Regions from separate parts of the Homo sapiens genome. Here all the other regions are linked to region 3. Evidence: chromatin contacts called from ENCODE Hi-C or POLR2A ChIA-PET data. All regions are on one chromosome and are shown on one strand. The core of a region is the stretch at or near the end of the contact, and the rest is flanking DNA. Distances in the headings are between cores, read along the strand shown.

What was found. A loop is a pair of places that touch in the nucleus more often than their neighbours do. ChIA-PET counts read pairs that join two places held with the same protein, here RNA polymerase II (POLR2A). Pooled maps may share reads with other maps.
Region 1: a loop to region 3 is called in a map of ascending aorta, with 5 times the contacts of the local background. The contact joins the enhancer-like site here to the promoter of LINC02952 in region 3. A Hi-C loop is called at or near these places in 16 of 168 maps with a recorded cell type or tissue (Caco-2, IMR-90, PC-9 and 11 more) and 15 of 50 pooled maps. POLR2A ChIA-PET finds 5 or more read pairs at or near these places in 8 of 52 experiments (A549, A673, AG04449 and 5 more).
Region 2: a loop to region 3 is called in a map of PC-9, with 8 times the contacts of the local background. The contact joins the enhancer-like site here to the promoter of LINC02952 in region 3. A Hi-C loop is called at or near these places in 6 of 168 maps with a recorded cell type or tissue (CD4-positive, alpha-beta T cell, Caco-2, K562 and 2 more), 1 of 37 single-sample maps with no recorded cell type and 7 of 50 pooled maps. POLR2A ChIA-PET finds 5 or more read pairs at or near these places in 5 of 52 experiments (Caco-2, GM12878, K562 and 2 more).

The regions. Positions count from the first base shown.
Region 1 is chr11:69,495,530-69,498,678 of GRCh38, reverse strand. No RefSeq gene overlaps it. Among named protein-coding and RNA genes, the nearest start is that of LINC01488, 15 kb to the right of the region's middle. RefSeq lists enhancers at 611-1,424, 1,425-2,240, 2,420-2,962, 913-3,149. Within about 2 kb of position 1,663, at least 16 of the 41 ENCODE cell types and tissues checked have a DNase peak (open chromatin) inside an H3K27ac peak, as active enhancers do; they include IMR-90, ascending aorta and heart right ventricle, where a contact is called at or near this core.
Region 2 is chr11:69,380,943-69,384,295 of GRCh38, reverse strand. No RefSeq gene overlaps it. Among named protein-coding and RNA genes, the nearest start is that of LINC02953, 43 kb to the left of the region's middle. Within about 2 kb of position 1,760, at least 7 of the 41 ENCODE cell types and tissues checked have a DNase peak (open chromatin) inside an H3K27ac peak, as active enhancers do; they include PC-9, where a contact is called at or near this core.
Region 3 is chr11:69,443,462-69,446,534 of GRCh38, reverse strand. It overlaps LINC02952 (long intergenic non-protein coding RNA 2952), which reads left to right and starts at 1,569. Exons shown (of 2, transcript NR_186235.1): 1 at 1,569-1,883. LOC124902703 (a long non-coding RNA gene) reads right to left here and starts at 1,712. Exons shown (of 2, transcript XR_007062759.1): 1 at 1,573-1,712; 2 at 1-196. RefSeq lists a silencer at 2,876-2,965.

The sequences.
Region 1 (3,149 bases), core at 414-2,913, 52 kb before region 3:
ACCCCTCCACCTATACCTGCAGTCCTCCACCTATACCTACACCCCTCCGCCTATACCTGCACCCCTCCACCTGTACCTGCACCCCTTCACTTATACCTGCACCCCTCCACCTACACCTGCACCCCTCCACCTACACATGCACCCCTCCACCTATACCTGCACCTCTCCACCTACACTTGCACCCCTCCACCTATACCCACACCCATCCGCCTATACCTGCAGTCCTCCACCTATACCTGCACCCCTCCACCTATACCTGCACCCCTCTGCCTATACCTGCACCCCTTCACCTATACCTGCAACCCTTCACCTATACCTGCACCCTTCCACCTACACATGCACCCCTCCGCCTATACCTGCACCTCTCCACCTACACTTGCACCCCTCCACCTATACCCACACCCCTCCGCCTATACCTGCAGTCCTCCACCTATACCTACACCCCTCCGCCTATACCTGCACCCCTCCACCTGTACCTGCACCCCTTCACCTATACCTGCACCCCTCCACCTATACATGCACCCCTCCACCTATACCTGCACCCCTCCACCTATACCTGCACCCCTCCACCTATACCTGCACCCCTTCACCTATACCTGCACCCCTTCACCTATACCTGCACCCCTCCACCTACACATGCACCCCTCCGCCTATACCTGCACCCCTCCACCTACACTTGCACCCCTCCACCTATACCCACACCCCTCCACCTATACCTGCAGTCCTCCACCTATACCTCCACCCCTCCACCTATACCTGCACCCCTCTGCCTATACCTGCACCCCTCCGCCTATACCTGCAACTTGCACATGCCCATACCTGCACCTCTGCACCTGGACCTGAACTGCCTATACCTATACCAGCATTTTCATCAGGACCCTTTGGAGTTGAGGCTCTGAGTCCTGATGCCCAGGTCTCAGGCACTGAGGGGTATCAATTGGCCCCAGACAGTAAATGCAGCCTGCTTCCAGGGGCAGACATCCACCCCAACCCCACTCTGGCTGGCGTTCCTGCACAGAGGCTGCTGCAGTGCCCTGTGTGTGGGGAAGGGTGCGCCTCCCCTGTGGTCTCCTTTCTGGGGGCCGGCCCCCGCCCCCACCCCATCCCACCACAGAGCCTGATATCTGGGGGTGAGGTCATCGTTATTTATGTGATGGCCCTGCTGCCCGGTGGTGTTTGCACACAAAGGCCCCGCTCTGGGACTGTGCCATGCGGGCCGGCATTCCAGCACATTCCTGCAGCCCGCAGCCCAGCCCTGGACAATAGCTCGCCCTCTCTCCTTTGCCGGGCCGGCCTCTGTGAACAGAGCACTGTTGACAGCCGAGGCTGCTCTCACTCCCGAAGAATTCCAAAAATGGAACAATGTACGCCCGGCCTGGGACTCTCAGGCAGCTGCTCAGAGCAGGGCCCTGGAAGGCTGCGGTCTGGAACTGCCTGTGTAGCTGTCCTTTTGGCCGGCATTTCAATGGGAACCTGGGGCAGGGCGGGGCGGGGGGGCGGGTGGGCGCCACGAGAAGAGAGGAAATAGAAAACACCCAAACCAACCTGGAAGCAAGCCAGCACTTCCCTGGCCGCACAATCCCCGTGGTGAGGAGGCTGAGATGGTGGGCTCAAGCACACTGTGCTGGCCAAGTCTATGCAGGCACTGACCTTTGCCCAAGACCTGTGAGTGGTTCCCCAGCTCCTAGATCAGCTCCTGCCTCAGACAAGTAAATGGGGGTGGCAAGGCAGGAGTGACACATTTGAGCAGTGGGGGAATGAGGGAGAACGAGAGCCGGGACCCCTGCATCCTGGTCCAGGGCTCAGGCCACTGCTGCCTCCCAAAGATCTGTCCTCAGCCCAGGTGGGGACCACCCTGCTCCTGAGTACAGTGCCCCCCTGCATTGCAGTCTCAGGACAACTTCTGAAAGCCTGCTGTGGCTGGAGGAATGACCACACCTGGACGTCCACAGCCACTTGTCCCAGGATTTCTCTATCCTGCAATGCGGCCGGATAATTCTCTGCTGTGGGGACTGTCCTGGGCCCTGTAGGGTATTTAGCAGCATCTCTGGCCTCTGCCCTCCAGATGCCAGTACCAAGCCCCTTCAGTTGTCCCCACAACTGTCTCTCTGTTGGGGGCAGAAAGAAAAGAGAGGGAAGAGAGAACATCCAAACCACCCTCAAAGCAAGGTAGAGCTCCCCTGAGTGCATGGTGCTCGTCAACTCAGGAAAGCACGGATAATGCTGCCGGAAGTTGGTTCTGCAGCTGGCGAGGTGGCCACCCGGGACAAGGATGGCTCTGGCGCCATGCCCGTCTTGGACTAGAAGGAAAAGACAGAAGGACGAGTCTGCCTGTGAGTGATACCAACACGGGAAAGCAGAGCTAGAGAAGGAGGGATGGAGACCCCAAGTTCCGATGACAGACTCCTGGAACCAGCTATGCCTGAAGCTCTTCTACATCAATTAACCCTCTCCTTTTGGCTGTAACCAGTTTAAATTGGTGTTCTGTCGCTTGTAGCTGAAATTTTCTGCACAACCCACCTTCTTCACCCGATGGCACGCTGCTGTCTCTTCCCAGCCAATCTTGGTCAGGAGAAACATTCACTGTTGCTGCAGGGGGCTTGGGCTGTCATGGCCTCCCAAACCCAGCTGAGCTTGCTGCATATTGTTAAAGCCCTGCGGGTGGAGGAGAGCAAGGCATCCCGTGCCCCTCAAAGTCTGCCACCAGCACGGTCATCCCAGCTGCCCCACCTGCCCCAGGAGCTCCTGTCATCAAGCCCTGCCTCCTCTTTTCTTCCCGGAGCTCACATCATCCCCAGGAGGTACTTAGGACCAGGGATCTCAGGCCTGGTGCAGAGGTGAGGACAGAGGTGTAGGAGCTGGGACTCGGCCCCACACCCTTCAAGTTCCCAGTTGTGAACGTCTGGGCCCTGGGATCAGCAAAGCCAGCCTCCCCTCCCGGCCATGTGTTTATGCTGGACATGAATGGAGCCCCTGGAGGCCAGGAAGGGTGAGGCCTCCAAAGCCCTGGGGAAGATCCTGGTAGGGGGACAACCCCAGGCTGGATGGGCTTTGAATTATCCAGGTGGCACCAGAACCTCAGAGGCCTCTTTCACAGGCGGGAATGATGTGGCAAAGCCCAGCTGGCCCCAAGTGGCTTCACATATTCC
Region 2 (3,353 bases), core at 511-3,010, 62 kb after region 3:
TTGCTGCGAAGTGGGTCCCTTAGCCTGACTTGAGGCTCTGCGGGCTCCCAGGCTGGTGGATCACACACTCAGTAAGCCAAAAGGATGGTGCCGCTGGGGGGCTGGGACAGAAAAGACAAACTCTGACCTGAAGTTTGTGTCCACTTTAGTCCAGATGAATCTCCGATCTTTCAAGAGTTGAATATAGCCAACTGGCCAAGCAGCCAGCTGGCCTCAAGGGAGGGGCTTTACAGGGGACATTCAGCAGACAGTAGCTAGGTCAGCCTTAGTAAGTGAGGGCCCATCCTTGCCATCTCGGCTACCCTCTCCAGTGATCCATGGTGCCGGCCCTGGCATGGCCAGTGAGACTGACTGATGACAGCTGGTTGGACCACCTTGCCTACCTGATTGTTCAGTGCCTGTTTGGTGGCAGATGCTTCCTGGAAGGAGCGCAAAGACCTTCCTCTTTAATTCCCACTCCTGTACGCCCATCCATCAACCTCTGCTCCAGGCCTCTTGTCCCTCATCTTTCTCCTTCCGGGCCCCTGATGAGCTGGCCAAGCCATTCACTGCTGCCTCTCAGCCCCGGTGTTTTGACCTCAGGCTGCTCCTCTTCCCACACACAGCGGAGGGCCAGGTGCATTGCCTGAAGCTCTGCCCATCAGAAGTATTTGTGTTTCTTTCAAGGTCATCACTGAGCGAAGCTGTGGTTCAGCAGCTATCCACCTCAGGTTGTGCTCACCATCCATAAGCCATGCTCCAGCTTTTTCTTCTCTGGCGTCTGGCCCTACCGAGTTTACATGTGTCCCTAGATGTGAGCTGAGGGACACTGGAGCCGCAATGGTGAATGAGGCAGGGTTCAAGGACACCTGCTCATGCCTGCTAGTCCTCCTGGTGTTCCATCTCAGGTGGCCATCCTCTCTTATGATGCAGTCTTGCCAGGCACATCCAACTTATGATGTGGTGGAGCTGATAGAACCCAGCTAACGATGGGTGGCTGTGGCCACATGCTCCCCAGTCCTAGGAGAGGGAGGGACTGTGGCAAGGATTTGGGTGGTGAATGAAGCACTGGCCCCCAGGAAGGGGAGCCCAAGACAACCTCTGGCTCTCAGAACAATGGTATCGTGTCCAGGAATGCTCAGTGCTGAGTCCTCAAAACATTCATTCATTCATTTATCTAACAGCTCCCAAAACCGACTTTGTGACAGGGTCTGAGCAGAGTCCTAGGATGCAGAGAGGAATTCAGCCTAGTCCCTGCCCATGATGAGAGACAGGCAGTGAGAGTCACAGGGGGACAGACACCTTGTGGAAAGGAAAATCCAATTCAACTCACCCACAGTTTGAGTTCCCACCCAAGACTTAAAGCCTGGAAGACTTCCTGGAGGAGGGAGTGGTCTCTGAGTCTCCTGAAACTGACAAGCAATCCCTTCCAGATGGATTATCAATGACAACCGCATCACTGAGCACTCACTGTGCTGAACCATTTCCGCCCATTTCCTGTTCAGTCCTCACAGCAACTCACGGGCGGCCTTTGGGGCGAGTGGACCTGGGCTTGAATCCCAACCCTGGCTCTGATAGCTGGATGATCTTGACAAGCTGTGTCTTCATACCCCAGCGAAGGAACGCGAAGTTCAAGGGAGATACAGCTTGTCAGGGTCATCCAGCTATCAGTGCCAGGGTTGCGATTCAAGCCCAGGTCCACTTGCCCCAAAGGCCAGGCCCTTAAACCGTGGTGCTTTCTGGTGCTGTTCACCGTGGACGCCTGGCTCTCATCTCCGAGCCTGGGGCAGGCGCACTTCCGGTCCCTCTGCTGGCGGGAGAGTCATGTGACTGGAGCTGGCCAATGAGTTGCAAGGGGAGGAGTCGCGTTATTTCCCAAGCAGAGTATCTTATTGCAAGATTTCCCCGTGCTCCCCTGCCCTCTGCATATCTGGGAGGCCCCTGCAGGTGTGTGGGGTACACGTTGTGTGTGTGAGGAATCAGCCTTTGCTGTCTGGAGCTGCCGAAATTTGGCATCCTCTGTTCCTGCAGCACGACTTCCTCTATCCTGACTGATGAACACGGCTGGAGTCAGGCCTGCTGAGCCAGTGATTCGGGCGTGGCCTGAGTATCTGCTTGCTTGAAAACAGAGCCTTGGGGCTTTGACACAGGCCACATACAACGCCTGTGCTGGGTGGTCCTTCATCCTCTTGCAATGTGACCACAAACCCTGACCCTGTGTGATTCCCAGCCACGCATCTTTGGCGTCTCCTGCCTGTCCTCCTCCGTGTCTGCTCTCCATCCTCCTGTTGTGGTCTCCTTTGCAGCGTGCTCAGGCCCCAGCACGGCAGCTCTCCTCTGAGATTCCTGGGCCGTCAGGCAGGTGGGCCTGTTTGAGGTGCCCGGCAACTAAGGCCTCGTCCTGCGGACAGTGACCTTGGCCCTCGGCAGGCAGCAAGGAGCTGCCCTGAGAACGTCTCCTGTGTGCCCTGGGCACGTGGGTCTCTGCCTCCCAGACAGGATTCTCTGGCTGCTGTGGTCACCACAAGCCCAGCGGCCTGCCCCGCCCCTCCCCATGGACTCTTCCTTTTGCGCCACTCACGGTTGTGTCTGCTCTGTGCTCCCCCCGACCCAAGCCCAGTTCTGGACTCTTTGGGGCTATAGGAACTTGGAATGAAAGTTCCATGCCTGGTCCTCCACGCTGTCTGTGTAACCACCCACAGGGGCCTGCAGCATTTGTGTACACTTCCTGGTACAAGTGAGTCTGGTGGTGGTTTTGGATGGGGATCATTTACAGCAGTCCCGAGCCAGGAATCCAAAGCCCCTTTTGCCCCCTAGGGCAGTGGCTCTCATTTGTGGCTGCTGGGGCCACTAAGTCCTGAAGTTGTTTGCGAGCTCCAGATTCCAAGATGGCAGCCAGGTGTCTGCGGCCCTGGCACCAGTTGATCCTCGCTGGGTGGCTCTCCTTGGGGTCTGAAGCTTGATGCCATCAGGCCAGAGCACACTAGTGGCCAGAACCATTGGGCATCCTGACTGGCCCTTCTGCTTCTGGCCCGACCAGCCACTGGGGTGAGCTTGGCTGTGCAAAGCCTCCCTGCTCCTCCCAGGGGGCCCCGATCCTGCTGGAGGGAGCATTCTGGTTGCCCTGGCTCTGAGAAGGTTGCTTTGAGAGCCAAGGAGGTCACGAGGCTGGGAAGTTGCCCCAGGAATGTGCCCACTGGCTGTCCAGCCTTCCTACGCCTCACTGCCAGTGAGTGGCCACTCCAGGCCGGCCCCAGGGCAGGGCAGAGACCAAACCCCATGGCCCTGTCTGCAGACCTGAGTGTGGTCTGGCTTCCCAGCTGACCGAGGTTGGTCCCCACATAGTCCCAAGTTCCAAGCAGAGCCACCCAGGG
Region 3 (3,073 bases), core at 320-2,819:
TCCCCGTTGAAATCAGGTGTGGTGGCATGACTTGATTGACCAGTGAAATGTGAGTGGAAGAGGTCTCAGTCACTTGTGAGCAGAAGTTTTAAGAACCAGCTCGTGCATCTGGCCTCCATGATGATGGAGGTCTGGGTGGGACTCGATCCTCCATCAGCCTGGGTCCCTGGAGCACGTCTGGAGCGGGCCCTCACTCCTTGCATGTGTGGCACAAGAAGAAGACAAACGTTGGTTATCTGAAGCTGGCGGTCAGCAGACGCCAGCCTGTGGGCAATTTCTCAATATCATTTTATAGGAATGCAGCCCACTCATTGGTGTGCTGTCTGCCACGCTTTTGTGTTACAATAGCAGAGTTGAGGAGTTGCGACAGAGACTGAATGGCCTGCAAAGCCTAAAATATATATTAAAAGTAGCCGGGCACGGTGGCTCACAACTGTAATGTCAGCACTTTGGGAGGCTGAGGCGGGTGGATCACTTGAGGTCAGGAGTTGGAGACCAGCCTGGCCAACGTGGCAAAACCCTGTCTCTACTAAAAATACAAAAATTAGCTGGATATGGCGGTGGGCACCTGTAATCCCAGCTACTCGGGAGGCTGAGGCAGGAGAATTGCTTGAACCTGGGAGGTGGATGTTGCAGTGAACCGAGATCGCGCCACTGCACTCCAGCCTGGGCAACAGAGTGAGACTGTGTCTCCAAAAACAATAGCAACAACAAAAGTACACGTCACTCTTTACAGAAACCATTTGCTGATCCTGCTGGCAGCCATTGAGATCTGGGGGCCTGTTTGTTGCCATAGCATGGCCTAGCGCATTCTGACCGATACACTTTCTAATCATGCCGAGAACTTCTGAGTGCCGTCTCATGAGCAAAACGTGCGCTATATTAGTACTGTAGCAAAGCGCTTCTGGCCTGTCTCCACGGGCTGAGTGCAGAGCCTCCATTACAGTCATCATTTTATGTCAGGAAGGGAAGGTCCAAGGAGGTGGCCGGTCTGAAGTGACCTCGGGCTTCTCCAGGCCTCTGCCACCCACGCTAAAATGAGAAGCCCCTGAGAATTTTTAAGTTTTGTCTGCATTGTGGAAGCCAGGACGCAGAGGCAGAAGGAGACCCATGGGCCTTTCTATCCCAACACCAACCGTTTAAAACAACAGAAGAAAAGGGAAGCCGGTCCAGCCCAGAGCAGAAATGAGGAGTGGTAGGATCCGGCTGCCCCAGGCCGCCCAGCTCCTCTGTCTGCTTCCTCTATTTGTGCCGGGCAGCCCCCAACTCCCTGGCTTATGTGGCCTGTGGAGGGACCAGCTGTGGCGGGCAACAATTTTGTCCAACCCCAGGCCTTGGTGTCCGCGTCCCTCTGTGTGCACCCTCTTCCTGCGTGGGTGCTGCAGAGCCAACGTGAGGGGCCCACAGGCAGGGGCACCCTTCTCTGCCCCCCACCAAACAGAGGCTGCTGGGGTGGAACCCGAGGTCCTGCGGGAGGGGTGCTGGCCGCTGGGAAAAGCCCGTGTCCGGGCCCCGCCCTCCGTCTCCCCCGCAGCCCTGGCTTACTGGGCTCTCCTCTCCCGGATCTCATACCTCACATTCCCCAGCACGGTTCCGACAGGCCCATGAGTGGGGAGTCCTCATGGCCTGGGAAGGTGGCCGAGAAAGTTTGAACAGCTGCAGAGCCTGCCCGTCCACTCTCTCCAGCCACATTTGTGTGTGTGTGTGTGTGTGTGTGTGTGTGTTGTGTTTTGACCAACCTCTTAGGCTTATGTAACACACTTGGAAGTCAAGAAGTAAGGACTCATTACTGACAGCCTCAGAGAGGCTTGCGAAACACTTGCTGTGAAGAAATCTTTCCATTGAGAAAAAGTTCCCTGGTGCTCATGCTCCCAGTGGCTCAGGTATGTGGCTGGGGGTGACGGTGGTGTGAGAAGCAGGGGTCCCCAGGGCTCCAGAGCCCAGCGCCCCCTGCCGGAGCTGTGTCGCGCCCGGAAATGGAATTGAGCATCGCTTTTGTCCTCTATGTCACTGCTCACGTCACCACCAACAACCGACGTCGGTGACTAAACTCTCGCCGCGTATCAGGCACTATGCTGGGCCCCTGCGTTTGTGATTTTCCTGGGCGCGTGCATGACCAAGGGCTAGGTGCTCCTACGCCCATTTTATAGAGGAGGACACAGGCAAGGCGGTGGGGTCGGGGCCCTTGTCAGCAGGCTGCCACCCCACACCTCCCTGAGGTACATGCAAAAGCAGACCCCTCCCCTCCCCACAGGTATAGCTCTATGTGGGCCCTTTGCATGAGTGTATTTTTAAGCTACTTGCTAGATCCCAAGAGGAAATGAGTGCTCATCCTGCAGGGAGAGGCCAGCATTCCACTGGGCCATTTCCCTTTTCAGAGAGCTGATGTGGAGGATTCTGCGCCGTTCTTGGCCATGCCGTCATCTGGGGCCCCAGGAACCTTACAGACCCGAGGGCCAGGGTTTGGGGCCCAGAGCCCAGCAGATAGCCATCTTAGAAGCATTCTCCCCAGGACCAGGGCTGCTAAACCCAACCCCACATCTCCCACACAAATGCGTCTTTCACTGGGGCTCTGGAAACCGGAGACCATGTAAATCCAAGAAGATGAAATTGTGTGGGTCTGGGCCGCAGCTACAGACTGAGACTCAGCAGCCGAGGGGCCCCAGCCTCAGAGGGAACTCAATGAATTTGTCAGGGAACTGAAAACAGATGATTTCAATCAGCAGGGGAAAAAAATGACTTCATGGCCACAGTTGACCGAAGCAAGCGGCGTTCGGCTGCCAGGCCCTGCCTGGGAGGCGCTTCCAGAAAGCCTGGCCTCTTCCGCAGCCTCTGGCCGGGGTCTTCCCTGCGAGGAGCCAGCGCCGCTCGAGCCGCAGCATGGCCCGGCAGAAGGCACGGCGGCCGTGATGGGGCTGGCGGGGCGCGGTGATAACCCGGGCTCCCCGCCCCCGCGCTTCCTCTCCGCTGCGCTTTCATGAATGGCCCCGCTTCCCAAACAGCCGATTGGCTGAACCCCCGGCCGCGACGCCCAATCAGCGGCTGTGGCCGCCTGGTCTCCGCTCCGCGTGGG